Linked DNA regions of Homo sapiens: region 2 is linked to region 1. Evidence: read pairs that join two places in POLR2A ChIA-PET (ENCODE). Cell type or tissue: OCI-LY7. All regions are shown on one strand. Links, peaks and the distances in the headings refer to the core of each region. The heading gives the core; the rest is flanking DNA.

Region 1 (5,779 bases), core at 1,824-4,323:
CTTGTTTATTAGTTCTTATATAATTTTTTATTTTTGACACATAATAATTGCACTTACTTATGGGGTACAGTGTGATATCTTTTTTTTTTCCTGAGATGGAGTCTCGCTCTGTCTCCCAGGCTGGAGTGCAGTGGCGCCATCTAGGCCCACTGCAACCTCCGCCTCCTGGGTTCAAGCGATTCTAGTGCCTTAGCCGCCCCAGTAGCTGGGATTACAGGTGTGTGCCACATCATCCAGCTAATTTTTGCATTTTTAGTAATGACGGAGTTTCACCATGTTGCCCAGGGTGGTCTCGAACTTCTGACCTCAGATGATCCGCCCACCTCGCCCTCCAAAAGTGCTAGGATTACAGGCATAAGCCACCATGCCCAGCCTCAAGGCAATCCTATCAAAACCCCAGTTTTCTTTCTTGCAGAAGTTGTCAAGCTGATTCTAAAATTCAGATTAAAATACAAGAGTTGGCCAGGCATGGTGGCTCATGTCTGTAATCCCAACACTTTGGGAAACTGAGGCGGGAGAATTGCTTGAGGCCAGGAATTTGGGACCAGACTGGGCAACACGGTGAGACTCTCTACCAAAAACTACTACGACAAAATTAGAGTGGTGTGGTGGCTTGTGCCTGTAATCCCACCTATCTGGGAGGCTGAGGTGGGAGGATTGCTTGAGCCCAGGAAGTAGAGGCTGCAGTGAACCATGTTCACACCTCTGCACTCCAGCCTGGGTATCACAGTGAGACCACGTCTCTAAAAAATACAAAAAAAATAAAAAAAATAAAGGGAACCTAGAGCAACCACTGAAAAAAGTTGTTAAAAAGTAAAAAAAAAGAAGCACAATGAATATGCTAAGAAAAAAATAGAAAAAATTAAAAGGAGAGAAAAAATGAAGTCATATAAAATGGTCAGTTAAAACTACAAAAGGAAGAAAAATAGTGAAAGAAATACAAGGGACACAAAATAGCCAAAACAACCTTGAGAAAGAACAAAGTTGAAGGATGGGCACTTCCTGATTTCAAAACAGCACTGTATTAGTCCGGTTTCATACTGCTATAAATAACTTTCTGAGACTAGGCAATTTATAAAGAAAAGAGGTTTAATTGACTCACAGTTCAGCATGGCTGGGGAGGCCTCAGGAAACTTACAATCAAGGTGAAGGGGAAGCAAGGCACCTTCTTCACAAGGCAGCAAGAAGCAGCGCCAAGAGAAAGGGGAAAGAGCCCCTTATAAAACAATCAGATCTTATGAGAACTCACTGTCATGAGAACAGCATGGGGAACTGCCTCCACGATTCAATTACCTCCACCTGGTCTCTCCCTTGACACATGGGGATTATAGTGATTATGGGGATTACACTTCAAGATAAGATTTGGGTGGGGACACCAAGCCTAACCATATCAAGCACAAAGCTACAGCAATCAAGACAGTGTGGTACTGGTATAAGAACATTCAACATTCATACAGATCAATGCAATAGAATTAAAGCCCAGAAATAAACCCTTACATTCATGGTCAACTGATTTTTGACAAAGATGCCGAGGAAATTCAGTGACAAAGAGCCTTTCAATATATGGCGCTGGGACAAGTGAATTGCAAAAAAATTAATTTGGACTCCTATGTCACACCATACATAAAAAATTAGCTCAAAATGTAAGAATTGAAACTGTACAACTTATGGAAAAAATATATAAGTAAATTAAAAATTTTTATATATTTATGTATTTTTGGAGACAGGGTCCCACTCTGTCACCCAGGCTGGAGTGCAGAGGTGTGAACATGGTTCACTATAGCCTCCACCTCCTGGGCTCGAGCAATCCTCCCATTTCAGCCTCCTGAGTAGCTGGGACCACAGAAATATGCCACCATGTCTGGCTACTTTTTAGTTTTGTTTTTTTTTTTTGAGACAGGGTCTCACTATTTTTCCCAAGCTAATCTTCAACTCCTGGTCTCAAGTCTCAACCTCCCAAAAGTGCTGAGATTACAGGTGTGAACCACCATGACCCCCCAAAGTAAATTTTCTTGGGTTACAGAATGCTTTCTTAGATACAACATTAAAAGCATAAGCAACCAAAGATAAACAGATAAACTGGAATTCATGAAAACTGAAAATTTTAGTGCTTCAAAAAATACCATCAAGAAAGCTCAAGTACCCACAGAATGAGAGAAAATATTTGCAAATCATATATCTGTTATGAGACTTATATTCAGAATATATTCTAAAAAACTTACGACACCATATTAAGATAAAACCCATAATTGTTTTTTTAAAAAAATGCATCTGAAAAGAAATTTTTCCAAAGAAGATATGCAAATGGACAATGGGCACATGAAAAGATGCTCAATGTCATTAGCCATCAGAGAAATGCAAATCAAAATCAAAATGAGATACCACATCATTCCAGCTAGAATGGCTATAATCAAAAAGATAGATAACAAAGGTTAGAACGTGGAGAAATCGGTACTCTAATGCACTGCAACTGGGAATGCTAAATGGTGCAGCCACTTTGGAAAATAGTCTAGCAGTTCCTCAAAAGGTTATCATATGACCCAGCAACTTCATTCTTTGTACATATACTCATGAAAAATAAAAACATATATCCACATAAAAACTTGTACATAAATGTTAATAACAGCATTGTTCATAATAATCAACACAAGAACAACCTAAATGTCCATCATCTGGTGAATGATTAAACAAACTGTGGTATATCCGTACAATGGAATATTATTTGACCATAAAAAGGAATGAAGTACTGATACGTTCTGCAACATGAATAAACCTTGAAAGCATTAAGCTAAGTGAAAAAAGCTGGCTGGGCATGGCGGCTCATGCCTGTAATCCCAGCACTTTGGGAGGCCGAGGCAGGAGGATTGCTTGAGCCCAGGAGTTTGTTGTTGTTGTTGTTGTTGTTTTTCCAGATGTTTTGTTGGGTGTAGACATCTGGAGTACTGTAAAACATGCATTATCTTTCTTCTTCGGTTGTTGAGGTGTGTTAAATTTGAAGAAGATAATATCTCCATCTTCAACAATATAATTTCTGCCTTGTTGTCTGTACTTTCCGGCAGCCTTGACTGCATTTCAGAACCTTCCCATTTAAAATCTTCGTATTTCATTACTTCAGCCATAATGAATCTCTTTTCAAAATTTGTGTGAATCTTTCCTGCAGCCTGAGGATTCTTAGTCCCTTTCCTGATGGTCCCTGCACACACTTCATCTGGGCCTGCAGTGAAAACGTATTCTAGTTGGAGTGCTGCAGACCCAGCCTTAATGATCTTTGGCAAAGCACTTTGAGTCGTGTTTGCTTCCAGTTACTCCGGTCTCTCCTCAGCACTCAATTCTTGCCAAGGCCCCACTAAAAGGAACGACAAAGGCACCTAGGTCATACTTGTCCACCCACTATTTAATTTATTTTTATTTTTATCAACCATTTGTTTTTCTTTCTTTCTTTCTTTCTTTCTTTTTTTTTTTTTTGAGACGGAGTCTTGCCCAGGCTGGAGTGCAGTGGCACAATCTCAGCTCACTGCCACCTCCGCCTCCCAGGTTCAAGCAATTCTCCTGCCTCAGCCTCCCGATTAGCTGGGATTACAGGCGTGCACCACCATGCCCAGCTAATTTTTGTATTTTTAGTACAGATGGGGTTTCACCATATTGGCCAGGCTGGTCTTGAACTCCTGACCTGGTGATCTGCCCACCTCGGCCTCCCAAAGAGGTTTTAGTTTTTTATCTCCTCCTCTCACAGCCACCTTTTCTAGTTTATCTGTAATGGACCCAATCATTTCCTCCTCTTTAAGCTGAAGCTCTTCATGTATTATTTCTGTATCTCCAATAAGATCTACACTTCCTTCAACATGCGTCATATCACCATCTTCAAAAGTACGTGTTACATGAAAGATGCCATCACAGGCATTAATATGAGATTAAAAAGAAAAAAAGCATTCCCCAGGCCCTGCCCATTGTGAGCTCCTTTCACAAGGCCAGCAGTATCCACTATATTTAGAAAGGCAGGAATTTTGCTTGCTGGTTTGTGGTACTGGCAAAGAAAGTCAAACCTTTCATCTGGCGCAGGTACCCTGCTCTCATTAGGATCAATGGTGCCAAATAGGAAGTTTTCTGCTGAAGCCTGACTACTGGTTAATACATCGAAGAAAGTAGATTTTCCAACATTTAGCAATCCACCAATACCAATTTTCAGTGAAGTTCCAAATCTTCCAATGATTGGGGGTGGTTTAATTCCATCACCTCCCTCTTTGCAGGGCATCGTGCTCGGCCTTGGCGATGACACGGGGTCCCAGCGGCTGCGAGAGAAAGGTCCTACTGGCAGCCAGAGGCGGGGAGGAAGGAGGAGAGAATGCAGGCCTGGCACTCCGCCGGGCCCACGCACCTCGGCAGCGGTGGCCGCGGCGGAACTGGAGGGCCGGGCCTTGAACGGCACCTCGAGCCCAGGAGTTTGAAACTAGCCTGGGCAACATAGTGAGACCCTGTAGCTAAAAGAAAAGAAAAAAAAAAAAAAAAAGGAGAAGAAGAAGAAGCAAAAGAAGCCAGTCACAAAGGTCACATAATTGTGATTCCACTTATATGAAATGTCTGGAATAGGCAAGTCCACAGAGACAGAATGTAGATTAGTGATTGCCAGGTCCTGGGGGAATGAAGGAATGGGGAATGAATGCTAAAGGGTATGGAGTTTTTGGGGGGTTTTTTGTTTTTTTTTTTGGAGAGAAAAAAATGTTCTAAATGGACAATGGTAATGATTACACAACTCTGTGATTATACTAAAACCCAGCGAACTGTGTACTTTAAAAGGGTGAAATCTATGCTATGTGAATAATAAAGTGTGTTATTTAAACAACACACTTGGGGTTTGTTGTCTGGTACACAGAGGTGACTTTCAGATTTGTGCTGGTGGCAAGAGGGGAAAACAACTGCAAGGACAGCAACTGCTGCTAAAGAAACACCAGCAGTTTCTAATTTTACACTGTCCTATATTTTGCTGTGAGTTTCGTAGCTTTCGATAATGCTATACTAGAGGCCAAAACAGAAATGCTTTTTATATTTTATTATAACAGATAAACTGGGAAATAAACTTGCCCATTGCTTTTTTAAAAAGGAAATGAGCTAAAAACAACATAGATGTAAGTGGAGCTTAAATAAACCTTTGCTTAGTAAGATGGATATTTCACAAGAGAGGGAGAGTTTGGTCGTAAAAATAGTTTAAAGTGTTACATTATTTTAAAAAGCATTTTGTTTCATTTACTGTAGATGGCCAAGCATCATTTTAAAACATATGGTAAATCTGTTGGGTAGTAAAAAGAAATGACATCTTTTTCCATTTTCTTATTCTTTCCAGTTTATCTCTTTATTGTAAATCATTTCCCATTGTGGGAGGATATTAAATTTAAATCAAACTGAGGGGGAAAAAGCAGTACTTATGTTCATAAATTCATGTTTTTCTTAGTATTGCTGCCTCTTACAGCCATTTTATGAAGAATACCATGGACTGAGTAGTTAATATTATTTAAGATTTTTCAAATTGGTCTATTCCTGGATCTAAACAAATTGGAAAATTGGAAGTTTCTTTTCTTTTCTCTCTTTTTTTTTAGACAAGAGTCTCCCTCTGTTGCCCAGGATGGAGTGCAGTGGCACAGCCTTGGCTCACTGCAACCTCCACCTCTCAGGTTCAAGCGATTCTCCTGCCTCAGCCTCCCAAGTAGCTGGGATTACAGGCACGCACCACCATGCCTAGCTAATTTTGTATTTTTAGTAGAGACAGGGTTTAGCCATATTGGCC
Region 2 (5,779 bases), core at 2,184-4,683, 240 kb before region 1:
CGTAGTAGCTTAAGACCTGAAATAGAATAAAACTGTGGTGTTCCAAGACTTCCCTGTTTATCCGGGGATGCACTTAAGTTATATACTAACCTAATCATCACACAGCTCTGGGAAGCACTAGTACCGTTGCTATCAGCATCTTACCGCAGGGGAAACTGAGGCTCAGAGGTGTGGAGTAATTGATGAAAGGTGCACAGCTGGCAGGTGGCATAGTGAGGGCTGGTGCCAGTTACTCTCAATCCATGGTCTTTCCTCTGTGCTTCGCTGCCTCCCGGGTGTCTGACATCACGTGGATTTAAGCCCCACTCTCCCAATTTTTTTTTTTTTTTTTTTTTTGAGACATAGTCTGGCACTCTCGCCCAGGCTGGAGTGCAGTGGTGCAGTCTTGGCTCACTGCAGCCTCTGCCTTCCGGGCTCAAGCCATCCTTCCACCTAAGCCTCTTGAGTAGCTGGGACCTTAGACACACACCACCACACCCGGCTAATTTTTGTAGAGATGGGGGTTCACCATGTTGCCTAGGCTGGTCCTGGAACTCCTGAGCTCAAGTGATCCACTCACCTCAGCCTCCCAAAGTGCTGGGATTACAGGTGTGAGCCACCACGCCGGGTTTCTCTCCCAGTTTTTTAAAAAATATTTTAACTTTTATTTTAGTTTCAACGGTACATGTGCAGGTTTGTTATATAAACGTATTATTCAGTGGTTTGGTGTACAGTTTATTCCCTCACCTGGGTATGTACTGTAGTACCTGACAATTTTTTTTGTTTGTTTTTCCTGATCCTCTCCCTTCTCCCACTCTCCACCCTCAAGTAGGCCGCAGTGTCTGTTGTTCTCCTCTTGTGTCCATGTGTTCTAATGGTTTAGCTCCCACTTATAAGTGAGAACATGTGGTATTTGGTTTTTCTGTTCCTATGTTAGTTTTCTAAGGATAATGACCTCCAGCTCCATCCATGTTCCTGCAAACGACATGATCTCATTTCATTTTATGTATACATGGTATCCCATGGTATATATGTACATTTTCTTTATCCAGTCCACCATTGGTGAGCATTTAGGTTGATCTCATGTCTTTGCTATTGTGAATAGTGCTGCGATGAACACACGCATGCATGTGTCTTTATGGTAGAGCCATTTACCTTCCTTTGGGTAGGTAATCCTGGTTCATTTGGTTTTTTTTTTTTTTTGAGACGGAGTCTCGCTCTGTTGCCCAGGCTGGAGTGCAGTGGTGAGATCTCAGCTCATAGCAAGCTCCGCCTCCCAGGTTCACGCCATTCTCCTGCCTCAGCCTCCTGAGTAGCTGGGACTATAGGTGCCTGCCACCATGCCTGGCTAATTTTTTGTACTTTTAGTAGAGACGGGGTTTCACCATGTTAGCCAGGATGGTCTCAATCTCCTGACCTCGTGATCTGCCTGCCTCGGCCTCCCAAAGTGCTGGGATTACAGGCGTGAACCACCACACCCGGTTAACCCCAGTTGTTTATAAATTGTTGAATGGAGAGAGTACCTTTTTTCAGGCACTCAGAGGACTTTATCTTACTTACTTTTATGATAAAATAATTAAGAGCCCAAACTATTAGTCCTATTTTATTTTATTTTATTTTTTTGACTTTTTACAAATTATTACTTTTAACAAAGAAAGCAAAAGTGGATCTTATTTCCATAAAATAAAGGTTTATGTTGACAATTAAAAACTGGACATGCACACGATTAGAAAGTTCAAACGACACGAAAATGTATACTTCTCCCCAAAGGAAACGACTGTGAACAGTTTCTTGTGACTGTTTTAGAAAATTGAAATTTATACATACATATGTATCTCTTCTTATTTGTGAAAAGAATATACTAGTATTACTATAATTTTTTTATTTTTATTTTTATTTTTTGAGACAGAGTCTCACTCTGTTGCCCAGGCTGGAGTGCAGTGGCAAGATCTTGGCACACTGCAACCTCCCCTTCCCAGGTTTCAGCTGTTCTCACGCCTCAGCTCCCCGAATAGCTGGGGTTACAGGCGTGTGCCACCATGCCTGGCTAATTTTTTGTACTTTAGTAGAGATGGGGTTTCACCATGTTGACCAGGCTGGTCTTGAACTCCTGGCCTCAAATGATCTGCCTACATCGGCTTCCCAAAGTGCTGGGGTAACAGGCATAAGTCACAGCTCCTGGCCTATTAGTCCCATTTTTTAGAAGATGCAGTTGAGAAATTGTGGTAGAAGACCCACCTTCAGGCAGCTCTGGGTCAAGATGTCAATCAAAGTCATCCGATGAGAAACTATTTTCCCCCTGTACTTAAGGTAAGAGTAGCAAATGCCGCCAACCACAAAAGTCACAGCAAGTTGCTGCCACATTCTTTATGGTGATGGTGTCAGGAATTCTAGATGGAGGGAAGCATAGTCACTCCGTGTCAGGTGGCCAGGACTGAAAATATCCAATGCAGTTGTACCAGTTTTAAATACCACGCATTCAGAGAAGGTGGCAGAGGTCCTGATCCTGGAGTATTGGCTGCTTTGAAAAGTATGTATGGGTCGCCTCTGTTTTTTAAGACACCTCAGCCCTGGGCATGAGCTGCCAAACACAGTGCATGCCCCTCACCTGCTCAGGATAGGAGACTCCGCTGGACTGGCTTCCCTGCTTGTGAATAGGAAGGTGCTGTGAACAGTCAGTATCTACAGAACCTCACTGTGTTTAACTCTGCCCTCCAGCCTTCCATTGTGGTTTTTAATTCAACTTGGTTTCTCCTCCCTCCTTTCTCTCCTCAGCCATTGATCTGATGTACGGAGGCATCTACTGTTTTCTGTGCCAGGACTACATCTATGACAAAGACATGGAAATAATCGCCAAGGAGGAGCAGCGAAAAGCTTGGAAAATGCAAGGTTTGGTTCCACCTCAGTTTACCTGCTTGATCCTGCAGTTCCCTCATGTCCATCAAGGGCAGACCCAGTAGGAGAAAGAGAAGTACCTAGGTGGGAAGTGGCAGGCTGGTGGGAAGAGGCCGTCCCCACCTTCCCCTAAGGCCCACAGTGGAGTCAGCTGAAGCTCTGCATGACAGGGGAGGTGGCTAGTGTCGAGGCATGCATAGCTGCCCGTGTGCTTGGGACCACTTCCAGGGTGCTTCCCTTGCAGGTCCCCCATGGGCCTGCAGCTGGGCCAAGGGAACAACCCCAGCATTACTTAAGCTCTCCCAGGGCGCACCTGCAGATGTGGGGCTGAACGAGTGTGGCGAGGTCACACCTCTCGGGGACAGGTGACTCCGTATCTGGACATCCCTGAGTGGTTTGCCCTCAGCTCTGCCGAATTCTAGCAAGCGATCTCTTTGCAGTAATGTTATATGTAAACATACCTCCTTCCTCCCAGGAGAGCAGACTATTTTCGGATCAAGTTGTGGTAGAATCTCTTTTAAAACTCTGGACTGTTTGGGTGATGTTAAATCCATGTCAACAGCGTGCACCCACCAGATGGAAACTAGACCCACCAGATGGAAACTAGACCCACCAGAAGGAAACTAGGAGAGTCTCCCAGCAGCCCCACTGCACAGTCAGATCCTTGCCATCTTGTGAGCTGCCCTCACGGCTCTCGCACCAGTGTGGGTTTTGCACTTGCCGTCGCCACCGTGTGGCCACACACACTGGTTATTGGCTACACAGAGTGAGAGGAGCAAACATGCAGTCATTTTCTTTATTTTTTATTTCTTCTTGGCTTCCCTGAGTTTTTTTTCCTTTTTTTTTTTTTTTTTTTTTTTTTGGTTTTTGATTCTGACAGATGCTCATAGTGGTTGACAGTGATAGTGACATAGTGACAGGTGTGGTTTACCCCAGTTGACAGGTGAGCATCTGATCTCCCTGGTAGCAAAGCCATCACTGTTTGCAAAGGAAACATATGAACCTGACACCTGTTTTACATTCTTGCCTTGATTACTCTCCATTGAAAACACCCCAGTGTTTTGAGAAGGGAAGAATAGCAACAGGGGCTCTTTCAGTGAGCAGAATTATTTGTGTTTAACAAGTCTTCTCTGGAGAGCAATCTCTGACTTGTGTTCGCTGTTCTTTTCCCTCTCAGAAATTTAATAACATTGTGACTAAGTGTGGGTGTATTATTCTGTGCAGAGCACTTAAAGCACGGGCCTAAGAAATGTATGTCCAGGATTAAAATGGAATTCTTCTAGAATCATTTTATAATTCTGTCTATCCAACATGCTGTGTCTTTTAAAGTATTTTGAAGTATTCAGAAATGTTGGTTGGCATGGAACAAGTACTTCTGAGCGCATAGGGTGTGCGTTGAATGGAATACTATGCCAATTAGCATTTACCACCACTCTCTGAATATTTTGTGGCACACACGTTTTTAACTGTTGGATCTATCTTAGTTTGGTAACTCGACGCTGAGTTTATGCTATTTCAGTTTGCTGAAAAGTGCAAGCTCTCTCCTTCAATTTCACTTGTTTGCGGGAGAATCCTTCATGTAAGTTCCCATTGGTGCTGATGCTGCCATCTCTGTGCTGAAGGATGGAAGACATTTGAAAAACAACTGTTTTGGCATTGGCGTTGGGGTAGTTTTGACTGGAGGTGCTGCTTTTCTTGCAGGAAACGTAGCTCACATCCTCATACCCTCTGTGAGAAGCTCCTTTAAGTGTTGTGTGTAGCCCCTCTCAGCACAGTAGAGTTTGAGAAAGCCCTGGTGCTGTGGATGTTGCTCACTGAAATGCACCCTGACAGACAGCATAGCGCCACAGCTTTTATGTGTAAACACACTTGATGTGAAAATCTAGCTAATAGCGCTTGGAACTGTCCTTCATCTGCTTAGGCGTTGGAGAGAAGTTTTCAACTTGGGAACCAACCAAACGGGAGCTTGAACTGCTGAAGCACAACCCGAAAAGGAGAAAGATCACCTCGAACTGCACCATAGGTGGGTGGAGCGTGTCGTCACTCTCAGCTAGGCTTCTTTCCAGGGTTTAAAAGTAAATACAGAATTGTGGGTTTCTTAAGTCCACATGATTCTGTTGAAGCCCTGCATAACTGTCACTCATCAATGTGCTCAGCAACCAGCTCTTGAGCACCTGTTCTCTGCAGGGACCTGCAGTGGGCTTGGGGCGCAGAGTGATGCGTAGCAACAGCCCTGCCCTCACAGCCTTCAGCGTCTGTGTGGGTAAAGGGACTCAAGTTGATTTTGGCCAGGGTGAGGCTGGGCACAGTAATCTTCAGGGAGAGAAATGATGTGTGTGAGTGTAAGTGTTCGCTGAATTTTCTACAAATTGAGGGAATACCCTTTAAAACTTTTTCTTTTTCTTTTTTGAGACAGAGTCTTGCTCTGTTGCCCAGGCTGGAGCACAGTTCACTGCACCCTCTGTCTCCTGGGCCCAAGCGATCCTTCCACCTCAGCCTCCCAAGTAGCTGGGATTGCAGGTGCACACCACCATGTTTGGATAATTTTTGTGTTTTGCGTAGAGACATCTCACCATGTTGCCCAGGCTGGTCTCGAACTCCTGGGCTCCAGTGATCCTCATGCCTTGGCTTCCCAGAGTGCTGGGTTACAAGTATGAGCCCCTGCCCTGGCCCTAGAACATTTTTAAAAACCTGTTTTGTTTGTTCATTAGGCTTCACTCTGACCTGGCCTGTTGTCGTAGAAACTATATTTGTGTAATTCTGTCAAAGCATACAATGGCTGAAGTGGGAGGGGTCCATGGTGGTGGACATTCTTCAATACCGTTCATGTAAAAGTGGCATAAAAACTAGCAGAATGCGATATCTCATCGTGTTCTGGCTTGAATGAATGAATAAAAGAAAATGA

Evidence for each region. ChIA-PET counts read pairs that join two places held together with the same protein. Peaks named below come from ENCODE experiments on the same cell type or tissue, not always from the same donor. Only the 100,000 strongest peaks of a DNase experiment are listed, where the experiment ranks them.
Region 2: POLR2A ChIA-PET joins it to region 1 with 8 read pairs; 1 of 35 experiments calls an interaction of 5 or more read pairs at or near these places.

Annotation. Positions count from the first base shown.
Region 1 is chr17:20,774,083-20,779,861 of GRCh38, reverse strand. It overlaps the pseudogene OLA1P2. Among named protein-coding and RNA genes, the nearest start is that of CCDC144NL-AS1, 92 kb to the left of the region's middle. In OCI-LY7, for the core only: no CTCF peak of the experiment used is centred there; no DNase peak of the experiment used is centred there.
Region 2 is chr17:21,018,202-21,023,980 of GRCh38, reverse strand. It overlaps USP22 (ubiquitin specific peptidase 22), which reads left to right. Exons shown (of 13, transcript NM_015276.2): 3 at 2,755-2,868; 4 at 4,796-4,897. Among named protein-coding and RNA genes, the nearest start is that of USP22, 22 kb to the left of the region's middle. In OCI-LY7, for the core only: a CTCF peak has its summit at 3,609 (motif pointing left); a DNase peak (open chromatin) is centred at 3,580; H3K27ac peaks cover 504 bases.